Linked DNA regions of Homo sapiens: all the other regions are linked to region 1. Evidence: chromatin contacts called from ENCODE Hi-C or POLR2A ChIA-PET data. All regions are on one chromosome and are shown on one strand. The core of a region is the stretch at or near the end of the contact, and the rest is flanking DNA. Distances in the headings are between cores, read along the strand shown. Region 1 holds the start of LUCAT1 (lung cancer associated transcript 1). Region 2 overlaps ADGRV1 (adhesion G protein-coupled receptor V1). Region 3 overlaps ADGRV1 (adhesion G protein-coupled receptor V1). Region 4 overlaps ADGRV1 (adhesion G protein-coupled receptor V1).

Region 1 (2,537 bases), core at 14-2,513:
CCATGTTAGGTCAGACTGGTCTCCAACTCCTGATCTCAAGTGATCTGCATGCTCCGGCCTCCCAAAGTACCGGGATTATAGGAGTGAGCCACCACACCTGGCCTCTAGGCCACGTTCTTAAAGCTTTGTCCTGTCACCATTTATCTGCCAGGGACAAAAACAAAGAAACAAACAGAAGTAAGCCGATATCAAGTAGAAAAAAAAGCAAAACAAGTTAAGATTCTATTATGCTAGGAAGGTAGGTATAGATAAGTTCCTATAGGACCCTAATGGTCAGGATATTGAATTTCGACTTTATCCTGAAGACAATAGGGAGTCTTTGATATGGAGACAGACTAGAAATGTAAAATCAGTCTCTACATTTCAGAAACAAGGCTGAGTGCCGTGGCTCATGCCTAGAATCCCAGCACTTTGGAAGGCCGAGGCGAGCGGATCACTTGAGGTCAGCAGTTTGAGATCAGCCTGGCCAACATGGCGAAACTTCGTTTCTACTAAAAATACAAATAGCCAGGTGTGGTGGCAGGCGTCTGTAATCCCCGGTACTCAGGAAGCTGAAGCAAGAGAATTGCTTGAACCCAGGAGGCAGAGGTTGCACTGAGCCAAGATCACACCATTGCACTCCAGCCTGGGCAACAGAGTGAGACTCAGTCTCAGTAACAAAATCTAGGCTGGGCGTGGTAGCTCACGCCTGTAATCCCAGCACTTTGGGAGGCTGAGGTGGGCGGATCACCTAAGGTCAGGAGTTCCGGAGCAGCCTGGGCAACATGGTGAAACCCCGTCTCTACTAAAAATGCAAAAATTAGCTGGGTGTGGTGGCATGCGCCTGTAGTCCCAGCTACCAGGGGAGGCTGAGGCAGGAGCATCACTTGAACCCGGGAGGTGGAGGTTGCGGTGAGCCAAGATCACACCACTGTACTCCAGCCTGGCTACAGAGTGAGACTCCATCTCAAAAAAGAAAAAAAAAAAAGAAAATCTATTGACAAGATTGACAAGAGTTCATTTTAAAGATGATTCTCTACACTTGGAGCATGGGATCTTGCCTGTCAGCAATTTTCAGCCGTCTCCAGATTAGTAACTGTGACTTGCCACCCTGGTTGATGGGCTGGCAGGAAGGAGTGTGTCATATCAGAGATTGCCACAGACACCCAGGGCAATGTGATTTGTCACTTAAAGAGGACGGCAGATCAAGAGCATCTCATCCTCCGGCTGCTGAGTCATCCTGCTCTGGCAGTTATTTAAACAGAAGGCTCCAGGAGACATACAATCAACACTCCACTCAGACAATGCCCAGACCTCCAGAAACCATGTGTCAAGCTCGGATTGCCTTAGACAGGTGCAATTTAAGAACAGCTTTCATCCTCTTTTCTCTCATATTGTCACACTATGTGTTCTGACTTCTGGCTCCTTTCCTCACAAGAAGCTCACCCAGCTGGAACTCTTATGGGACCTTGGCACCAGAGACCACAAATTCCTCTTTGAAGTTTTCTAACAGCAACAATGGTATTTCTGACTTGGCTTTCTTGTATTTCTCTCACGTTAACAAAATTGGTTCAGCATCTACCATGGGCTACATGCTGAGCTACAGGTAAGGTTTGGCTAAAGGATGAATAAGAACCCCTCCTTGTCTTCAGGAGTTTGTCTAGCAGAGGAGTCTGTCATGTAATCAGGAAACTCCAGTACACAACGTGATAGCTCTAAGACAGGTATATACAAGATGATGTTCTGGACCTTAACTGTTTGGGGAGTACTACTGCCTTTGTCTAAAAGCCATCACCCTTTTTATATGCCATTTGGGAGGAACTGGGGGGACGTGGGAGGCTTCAAAGGGTTATGGGAGGATGGACATTTTAAAAGGGCTTTTCTTTTCTTTTTTTTTTTTTGAGACAGAGTTTCGCTCTGTCGCCCAGGCTGGAGTGCAGTGGCGCGCGATCTCGGTTCACTGCAAGCTCCACCTCCCGGGTTCACGCCATTCTCCTGCCTCAGCCTCCTGAGTAGCTGGGACTACAGGCGCCCGCCACCACACCCAGGTAATTTTTTGCATTTTTAGTAGAGACGGGGTTTCACCGTGTTAGCCAGGATGGTCTCGTTCTCCTGACCTCATGATTCACCCGCCTTGGCCTTCCAAAATGCTGGGATTACAGGCGTGAGCCACTGTGCCCTGCCAAAGGCCTTTTCAAATCTAACGATGTACTCACATTTCCACCTGTCTGCCAGCCCTTGTCCAGTTTGACCTGGGCACTCACTGCTGCTCTGGTGGTGAGTACTGCTGATGGTTCTTTTCCCTGCCCATCCTTGAGGTGCTCGCTTCAATATGTCAAATGAGGACTCTCATTACATTTGGCTGTCATACATCAGCCACAACTGTCCTGCCCAGAAGAGCTGGCCTTGGCTTTAAAGCCTACATCCTGGCTGACCTTCTTTACTGCTTTATTAAGGAATCCAACTTGCTGTTTGCTATCACATGTGCTATACATGCTGTTGATGAAACTGCTAAAGGGGCTGAATGTGACTGACGTCTTTGGAAGGATGAGACTTAG
Region 2 (2,537 bases), core at 25-2,524, 260 kb after region 1:
CCTAAATATGCTCATATTGGATTGTTGCTAGTCTATGATGTTACTATTAATTAGTATTTATTTATCATTTTTATGTGTCCTGCAATGTTACAGTTAAAACTGGAAACTTAAGAAATGTAAAAGGCCAATATGCAAGGGATATTTGATAAATGTTAAAAAGAAATATGGGCCAAAAATCTGGAGAAAACTTGAGATAGAGGTCATGAATTAATTTCAGAAGAGGAAAGTAAAACTAAAAGGAAATACAGGCTAAAATTTTATCCACTTTATGGGGAATTCCCAATATTGAGGGGGAAATGACACATTTCACTTTCCCTGAAGCTTTGAAGTGGTAAGAATTAGATCATACATATGTAGAGGCAACATTTTAAAAGTCCCAATTTGAACTGCCCTAAACTAGACACGTCTAATGAGCTAGATAGACAGATGTCAAGAGAGCTCCTTTATGATTTTTGTAAAGAAGCTTCTCAAAAGAAAATGATCTTGCTGTTGAGGGTATAATGTAGGGGGAAGGACAGAGTGAGGAGAAGCCTTTTACTGATGGGTTAGAATAATTCTGCTTGCAAAAAAAATACTGGTAATAATGAAGGCTCTGAGGCCAGATATTTGGAAGGATCCCAGGTACACCTCTTATTGACTTTGCAACTATGTAGCTTCTCCACATACTCAGTATGTAGCTTCTCCACAGCTCAGTTTTCCAAAAAATAAAATAGGGAAAACAATGGCATCTACCTTACAAGAGTGCAGTGAGAACCAAATGAGTGAATACATGTAAAGGTCTTGGATCAGAGGCTGGCATGCCGTAGGTACTCAATAAAAGATAACCATGATCACTGTCGTCTATTGCTAAGCCCAAATCCTCCTATGTATACAGTATACAAGATTTAATTTGCATTAAAAAAGAGAAGATACCAAATAGTAGAGAGGAAAGTGTGAACATTCATCACATTTATTTATGTGTCAGAGAAAAGTGCTGTGCAGTATGAGTTCAGTGAAAGAAAACAGTGCCTCAGTTGGGGTAGTCAGGAGACTTTGTGGAAGAGGCAGGTGAAATCAGCTCTTTCTCTCTTGAGTTCTTTACCGATCAGCAGGTGTGTAAGGTGACTCAGTCATGCAATTATGATTGTCTGCCTGTGTCCACAGCACGTCCGCATGAGGGGAAGGAGGAAAACTTTCCCTTTGCTACTTTTCCTCATGACTCATGTGTGTTTCTGCAAAATCAGTGTTGAAACTTGGTCCAATTTGAAAAGTCAAGGTAATGATGGGTCATTCAAAAAGAGGCACGTAATAAGGAAGCCCAACATGACACCATCACACCACCAGTGACTGACAAACCAGTCTGGCCAGTGGTGTTAGCAGCAGTAAATTGACTATTGGTTCAGGGGCTTTTCTAGGGATTTAAACTTAGGGTTTCTTATCTTCCATACTACTGTCCCACTCCCACAAAGCTTCCAAAAAGAGGGCAAAAGATGCCAAAAAAAAAAAAAGGTCAATTACCTAACGATTTTATGGAAGAGGGAGGGTTTCTAGCCTTTCAAAGCCTGCATTCTGGATGGGGTGACTGCTGGAAGATCTCAGTGTTGACTATTGGAATGCAGGCCACTATTAATATCCCTGCCATTCTGAGCTGCCCATTAGAAAGATAACAGCACTTCCTTCTTTAAAAAATAAGTTCCTTCATTGAATCTGAGCACTAGAAGGGATAGTAGAGGTCATGCCACCCTCCCTCCAGCATGATGGGTGAAGAAACCAAGTGCAAGGACTTCTGAGGCCTGCCCAGCACCTGACTGTTTAAACTCCTGGTCAGTGCTATAATGAGGCTTCTCAGCGTAAGTCAGACTCCATGGAAAAATAACCTAAAATGTTTTCAGGGACCATATTCTGCAAATAATCTAAAATCCCTTGTTAAGCAAATGTCTGAAACATTTTATTCTTTGCATATGCATTCCCAGGGGTTAGGGGACTATTGAATAAATCAAGTGTTTAGTGAACATCACACTAAACATGCTCATTCCTAAGTATAATACTCACTAGTAATACCTGGGCAGCACAGACACACGTATTCCTTCCATAAAACAGTTTTCAAAGACACCACACATCAACATTTTTGCATAATACAAAAATTCATGTAAAATAATACAACTAATTCCGTTAGAAGGAGAGAGAGCAAAGCTAGGAGGAAAGAGCAATGAACCCAAACCAACATTCTGTCACTCACAATCCCCTCTCCCACCAAGGCCCTTTCCCCATCCAAAAAAAATTGGCTTCAGTTGAAAAATATTTTATCATAAGGAATTTATTTTTGTCAACAGGATGTTCCTGTTATTTTCAAGTCTTGTAGTTTCAACAACAGGATTTCAGGGCAGTGAAATAAAATAGGAACAGCAGAGTAATTTGAATTTCTGAGCATACTCATGCATGTATAAGAAAAGTCCAAATAGTCTAAAACTGGCTTTAAACAATGTAAGGCTGTCTCCTTATGCACTTTCTAAATTTCTTCTCATTAAAAAAATGATGATCTAATAGACAGTAAATAT
Region 3 (2,537 bases), core at 18-2,517, 210 kb after region 1:
CCCTTCCTAAGTTGATAATGTCCTTGATTAGGCACCATCATGTAAGCTATGATCTAACTGAAGAGTTTGTCTGCTCAGGTGCAAACCTAAAAAATGACTGGAGTCACATTTCAATTGTATGCTACAATTCTGAAGGTGTGTATATGTCTGTGTGTTTGCCACACATGATCCTTGCAAGATGGTAGCCAAAAGAAGGACTATTTAGAGATAATTTAATAAATTTAAGAAATTCTTTTAGTCTAGGACAGATCGTTTCACTTTGGAAAACAAGGAAAATGTGTTCATTTGTTCCATTTGTTAATATCAGGGTGCAACATTTTTCCATTTAACAAAAGTACTAAAAATCTCAGCTTTCATTTTTGCTGCAGTTATATAATTTCTAGTTATCCAAGCATGCTTATAAAACTAATTTAAGCTGGGCACTGCTGGACTTAGGGGATGTCAGTCATGTTTTAGTGAACCAAACACTCTCATTTCACTAAGCATCACACTTAAGAGGGGACTGCTTGAACATCACTATTTCACTCCTCAATTGATCTAATTTCTAGACCCAGCCACAATCCAAATATGTGCATTGATCTTACATGACTGCCATTTGCAAAGTTGATAAACATCAATCCTACTGAAAAAGAAATATGTTTGTGTAGTTACTTCGATGTTCAAAATGAAGGAGAATAAATATTTTGTCTTCCCTAATTGTATAATGAGCAAGTTAGAATCCCAGTCATATTTCAAATGTTAAGGATTTAGGTTCCTATCATTTTATTTTACAACTCTATATGATGTTATTATGTACACAAATTCACCTGTGTGTGGATGCTTGACTCTTTAATATTGAAATTCTATGCCTTGTGTTCATTAAGATAAATGTATGTTGTCACTAACCAAATTGTAAGGCTTACCTGCAGACTGTTGAAAATGACAAAGAGAACCAACATCCAGAAGTGTCTGTAGGCCATGTGTAGTCCTCCCCAAAGCCATGTCACGGAAATCAGAGCAAAGAGATATAAAATCAGTGGAATTTCTAGAAATAAAAAAAAAAGAATTTTTGAGCTTCAGAATACTGCACAGTCACATGTATACACAGTTATTTTTGGCTTCTTTCTGTGGTATTCTAGTGCCCATTTTGAGAGAACAACCTTGGAAATCCCATTCTTATGCCAGAGGGGAGAAGGCACATTGCTGAGTCCACATTCTGTTTTGCAAATGGGGCTGCTGGTAGGCCCAGGGATGGCTGGGGGAGGATGAGAACTGTTCCTCTCCTAGACTACCACCTGCTGGACTGTTCAGTAAGTACCACAAAGCAACAATGGATTTGTAGAAATCTCCTTAAAAGACTGTTCCACCAGAAAATGGCAGGCAGTAGTGTGCTCCCGAAATTAGCATATTCCAACCAGGCACTTAAGAACAGAAATTATATAACATCGTGCGTGTGTGCGTGTGTGTGTGTGTGCATGCGCACGTGTGTGTGTGTTGGAAAAACCTGTACTCACATCTTTTTTCTGACTGAGAAGACACCAAAATTTATTGGTAAGTTTAAGAGCAAAGATGAAGTGACTGATTCATAATGATCAACTAAACTTATTCTACACATGTTCTAATGCAGTTTGTTTCAGACGTTTTCAGAATAGATTTTCTCAGGGCCAAGGGACTTTATTACCCTTTCCACTTGTCTATTTTGAGTTTTCTTTGCTATCTGAGTTTTAGAATAATAACCATATAGAGGCGATCTTAATATTTAAGTGACAAGTTATATAAGATTTAGAAAGTGAATCGGATCTTTGCAGCCACAAATAAACACATTTTCAAGCTGTTGAAAGACATCAGGGTAGACCACACCACTGACAACTTTCATGACAGACCTCAAAGCCCTTCTTTACCCACTATCATCAATTAACACCTAAAATCCTCGTCCACTATGGAAATTTAAACAGTTGCTTACAACTTTAGCAATTTTCAAATTTAATTTTACTTGGAAACAATCTCAAACATACAGAAGACGTGCAAGTAGAGTACAATGAGAAAGTTTTTTTTTCCCTGAATTAATTGAAAATTGTGAATCTGATCCCCCATTACCCTCTGAATAATGTGTATTTTCTACAAAGACATTTTCCTACATAAACATGATGCCATCAAATTAGGAAATTAACACTGATATAGTACTATCATTCTCAGATTCCATTTTATTATACCAGTAATTTCCTTTTTAGCAGAGAGATCCAGAGATCCAGTCGTGTATAGTTGACACGTCTTCGTAGATTCTTAATCCCAAATGGGTCTTCTGTGTGTCCTTGACTTTTGTAACCCTGACACTTTTGATGATTACCAGCCAGTTTTTCTTGCAGTGTCCTTAAATTTGAGTTTATTTGATTTTTCTCGTGATTAGATTTAGATTATAAGCCGTTAGAAATCACAGAAGGGATGCTGAGTTCATCTTACAGCATTCTATAAGGTGACGCAAGAACTCAATTTTTCCCGTTACTGAAGATGTTCATTTTGGTCACTTGATTAAGATGATGGCTGCACAAATTCTTCAC
Region 4 (2,537 bases), core at 16-2,515, 190 kb after region 1:
AAACATCCCAAATTTGTATTATGAAAACAGAGGAGAATTAAAATGGTTCAGGGCAAGTACTGGTGTCTCTATAAAGGCAGCTTCCTAATTTCTTATCCTGGATTTAAGCTGTCACTAAGATCTTCCTTTTGCTTTGTCTACTGTATGATTATATGGACTGTTTATCCAGCTGAAGAAATATGTCTCTAAGACATAAAGTCTTTAAGTGATCCCTTTTGTAATAACCCAAATCTCTAGTAAGATTTTTTTTTTTTTTTTTTGGTGAGACTGGGTTTAGCTCCTTTACCAAGACAGGAGTGCAGTGGCAGGATCAGAGCTAACTGTAGCCTTGAATTACTGGGCTCAAGGGATCTTCCTGCCTCAGCCTCTGGAGTAGCTGGGACTATAGGCACACTACCATGCCTAGTTAATTTTTAAATTTTTTGTAGAGACAACATGTCACTGTGTTGCCCAGGTGGGTCTCAAACTCCTGGCCTCAAGCAATCTGCCCACATCAGCCTCCCAAAGGGTTAGGATTACAGGCATGAGCCACTAGGCCAGCCAGATTTCTATTATTTGACAAATATGAAGTCTCAAATGTCTTGTGGGATGCCTGCAGAGTATTCAAGGGATAATAGCAACTAGCCCTGACTAGGGATGGACTCCCATACTGGTAATGGCTTGTTCTTCTCTGACCTAAGGCAGATTACAAAGAGTCTGGTACAGCACCTACCAGCAAGCGCAAAGGTGCTCTTTGTTCAGGTTGTTGGGAAGTGCAATCAGGTGACCTTGTGTATTATTTGGTTACCGTAATTCTGGAAACAAGGAACTGTAGTCTATAGAACAGACACCTGGCTGTTCTGCAAGGCTGGATGCCTGTCTTCAGATGTTAGAAAATCAAAAACTTTATAATATGGGTATGCTGCTTGCTGCCTCCGAGAGAGGCACATCCATTCAAACACCAGGCATATCTGCTGTTGCTTCTGCCCTTCCTAAATCCACAATCTCCCTACAGAAGTGGTCCACAAATGACAGAGCCATTTCACAGACAAATCCTGTTTCCAGTGCAATGCTGCAAACATAGATTAAGTCATAACTTGGAACCCTTCCACTGAGAAAACTTACAAGAAGCAAAGCAACTTTTTAAAGCATAGCAAAATAAACATTTGCTCCATGACTTACTGAATTTGGCACATGAAAAATATGCACTTCCAGTAAACTTGGTGATTTAACTGAGGTACCGGCTTTACCTTCCTGGTTGCTCAAGGCCACCAGACTGCTCTGGGGGGCTGACCTCATTTCTACTTCTACCCTCTTCACTAAGTCTATTATTTGAGGCAAAGCATGTAACCTTTAGCTATTTTAGCTCCTCTAAGTGGGGCAATGCTGCTGGCTTTTACCATAGTCTTAGGAAAAATGTTGAATAATTATATTCTTTTCATGTAAACATTGTTTTGGTAGAACACACTGGAAAATTATGAAGCATCTAAATAATTTGAAAATGTCAGTTTGGGTTGAGGTGTTAACACCGGTTAGTCATCTAAAGAGATTTCCCTACATTGAGAGAATTTGTGGAAGGGGAGTGGAGGCATTGGAAATTTCAAATAAGAGATTTAATTCAACAAGAATTTACTGGGAACTCTGTGCCAGCTCTGTAATTAAGCTTTACAGGCAGTACAAAAGAACCAAGAGAGTGGGTCTTCAGGGAACTGGTTAGGGAACTGCCCCAGGCAATGTATGATGAGGTGCCAAATGAGTGAAAATATGGAATGCAATGAGGTGGGGGTTGCATCAGAAGATGTTACTATAAACTAGAGTGGGCATGGAAAGCTTCAAGGAAGTAGTCCATTTAAAGCTGGATTCCAAAGAAAGGTAAGGTTTGAAACATTTAAAAAGGAAAACAGAACTACAGATGGATATAGCATGGTAGAAGGAAGACGACAATGAAATAAGATCCCTCTGTATCAAATATGAACATAATCACTGCATGTGTTCATTTCATCTGATATACCTCAAAATAGTGCTTTCTAAGCTCTGTTGATCTGGTTACCAATGAAAAGCTCTAGCACAAAATGCATTCACTCAAAATAAATTTGGAGAATTATTTAAGGCCGTGCAACTCTTCTCCTTTATTCCTTTGAAAAAAATAATAAAGCTACCCTTTACTGAGTGTTTACTGTGTGGCAAGCACTGGGCTAAGCATATTATGTGTTATTTCATTTACTGGGATTTAGGGATGGCACTCTAACTGGAATTCAAACTTAGGCCTGTCTGATTCCAAGTCTAACTCTATGCTGTGATTTGCCCAAGACTAGTGTCGCCTGGATTCTCTATGGACCTTAGGGATTGTCAATGTACTTTCAGGGATCAGGCAACAGCTCTGTGCTGTGATGCTCCAGACTGTAGCTCTCACTGTATCTTCCAAGTATATTCCTGGCCCTTTCAAGGAAGTAATAGTAATAGCTACTTTTGGGGGGAAATGATATTATAATGCATGACCTACCCAAAGTGAATGAAATGCACTTTTAGAGACCACTGTTTGTACGCCATGTCAGCAG

What was found. A loop is a pair of places that touch in the nucleus more often than their neighbours do. ChIA-PET counts read pairs that join two places held with the same protein, here RNA polymerase II (POLR2A). Pooled maps may share reads with other maps.
Region 2: a pooled map shows a loop between it and region 1 (12-fold over the local background). The contact joins the enhancer-like site here to the promoter of LUCAT1 in region 1. A Hi-C loop is called at or near these places in 7 of 50 pooled maps. POLR2A ChIA-PET finds 5 or more read pairs at or near these places in 3 of 52 experiments (A673, HepG2 and endothelial cell of umbilical vein).
Region 3: a map of MCF 10A shows a loop between it and region 1 (9-fold over the local background). The contact joins the enhancer-like site here to the promoter of LUCAT1 in region 1. A Hi-C loop is called at or near these places in 13 of 168 maps with a recorded cell type or tissue (A673, CD4-positive, alpha-beta memory T cell, MCF 10A and 10 more), 1 of 37 single-sample maps with no recorded cell type and 22 of 50 pooled maps. POLR2A ChIA-PET finds 5 or more read pairs at or near these places in 2 of 52 experiments (A673 and Panc1).
Region 4: a pooled map shows a loop between it and region 1 (6-fold over the local background). The contact joins the enhancer-like site here to the promoter of LUCAT1 in region 1. A Hi-C loop is called at or near these places in 2 of 168 maps with a recorded cell type or tissue (PC-9 and gastrocnemius medialis) and 10 of 50 pooled maps. POLR2A ChIA-PET finds 5 or more read pairs at or near these places in 3 of 52 experiments (A673, BJ and Panc1).

The regions. Positions count from the first base shown.
Region 1 is chr5:91,313,128-91,315,664 of GRCh38, reverse strand. It overlaps LUCAT1 (lung cancer associated transcript 1), which reads left to right and starts at 1,263. Exons shown (of 5, transcript NR_103548.1): 1 at 1,263-1,585; 2 at 1,888-2,027; 3 at 2,436-2,537. RefSeq lists enhancers at 964-1,751, 639-1,838.
Region 2 is chr5:91,057,413-91,059,949 of GRCh38, reverse strand. The region is part of intron 85 of ADGRV1 (adhesion G protein-coupled receptor V1); the gene reads right to left. Among named protein-coding and RNA genes, the nearest start is that of LUCAT1, 260 kb to the left of the region's middle. Within about 2 kb of position 1,274, at least 5 of the 41 ENCODE cell types and tissues checked have a DNase peak (open chromatin) inside an H3K27ac peak, as active enhancers do.
Region 3 is chr5:91,100,706-91,103,242 of GRCh38, reverse strand. It overlaps ADGRV1 (adhesion G protein-coupled receptor V1), which reads right to left. Exons shown (of 90, transcript NM_032119.4): 87 at 903-1,024. Among named protein-coding and RNA genes, the nearest start is that of LUCAT1, 210 kb to the left of the region's middle. Within about 2 kb of position 1,267, at least 3 of the 41 ENCODE cell types and tissues checked have a DNase peak (open chromatin) inside an H3K27ac peak, as active enhancers do.
Region 4 is chr5:91,125,264-91,127,800 of GRCh38, reverse strand. All of the region lies in intron 87 of ADGRV1 (adhesion G protein-coupled receptor V1), which reads right to left. Among named protein-coding and RNA genes, the nearest start is that of LUCAT1, 190 kb to the left of the region's middle. Within about 2 kb of position 1,265, at least 7 of the 41 ENCODE cell types and tissues checked have a DNase peak (open chromatin) inside an H3K27ac peak, as active enhancers do.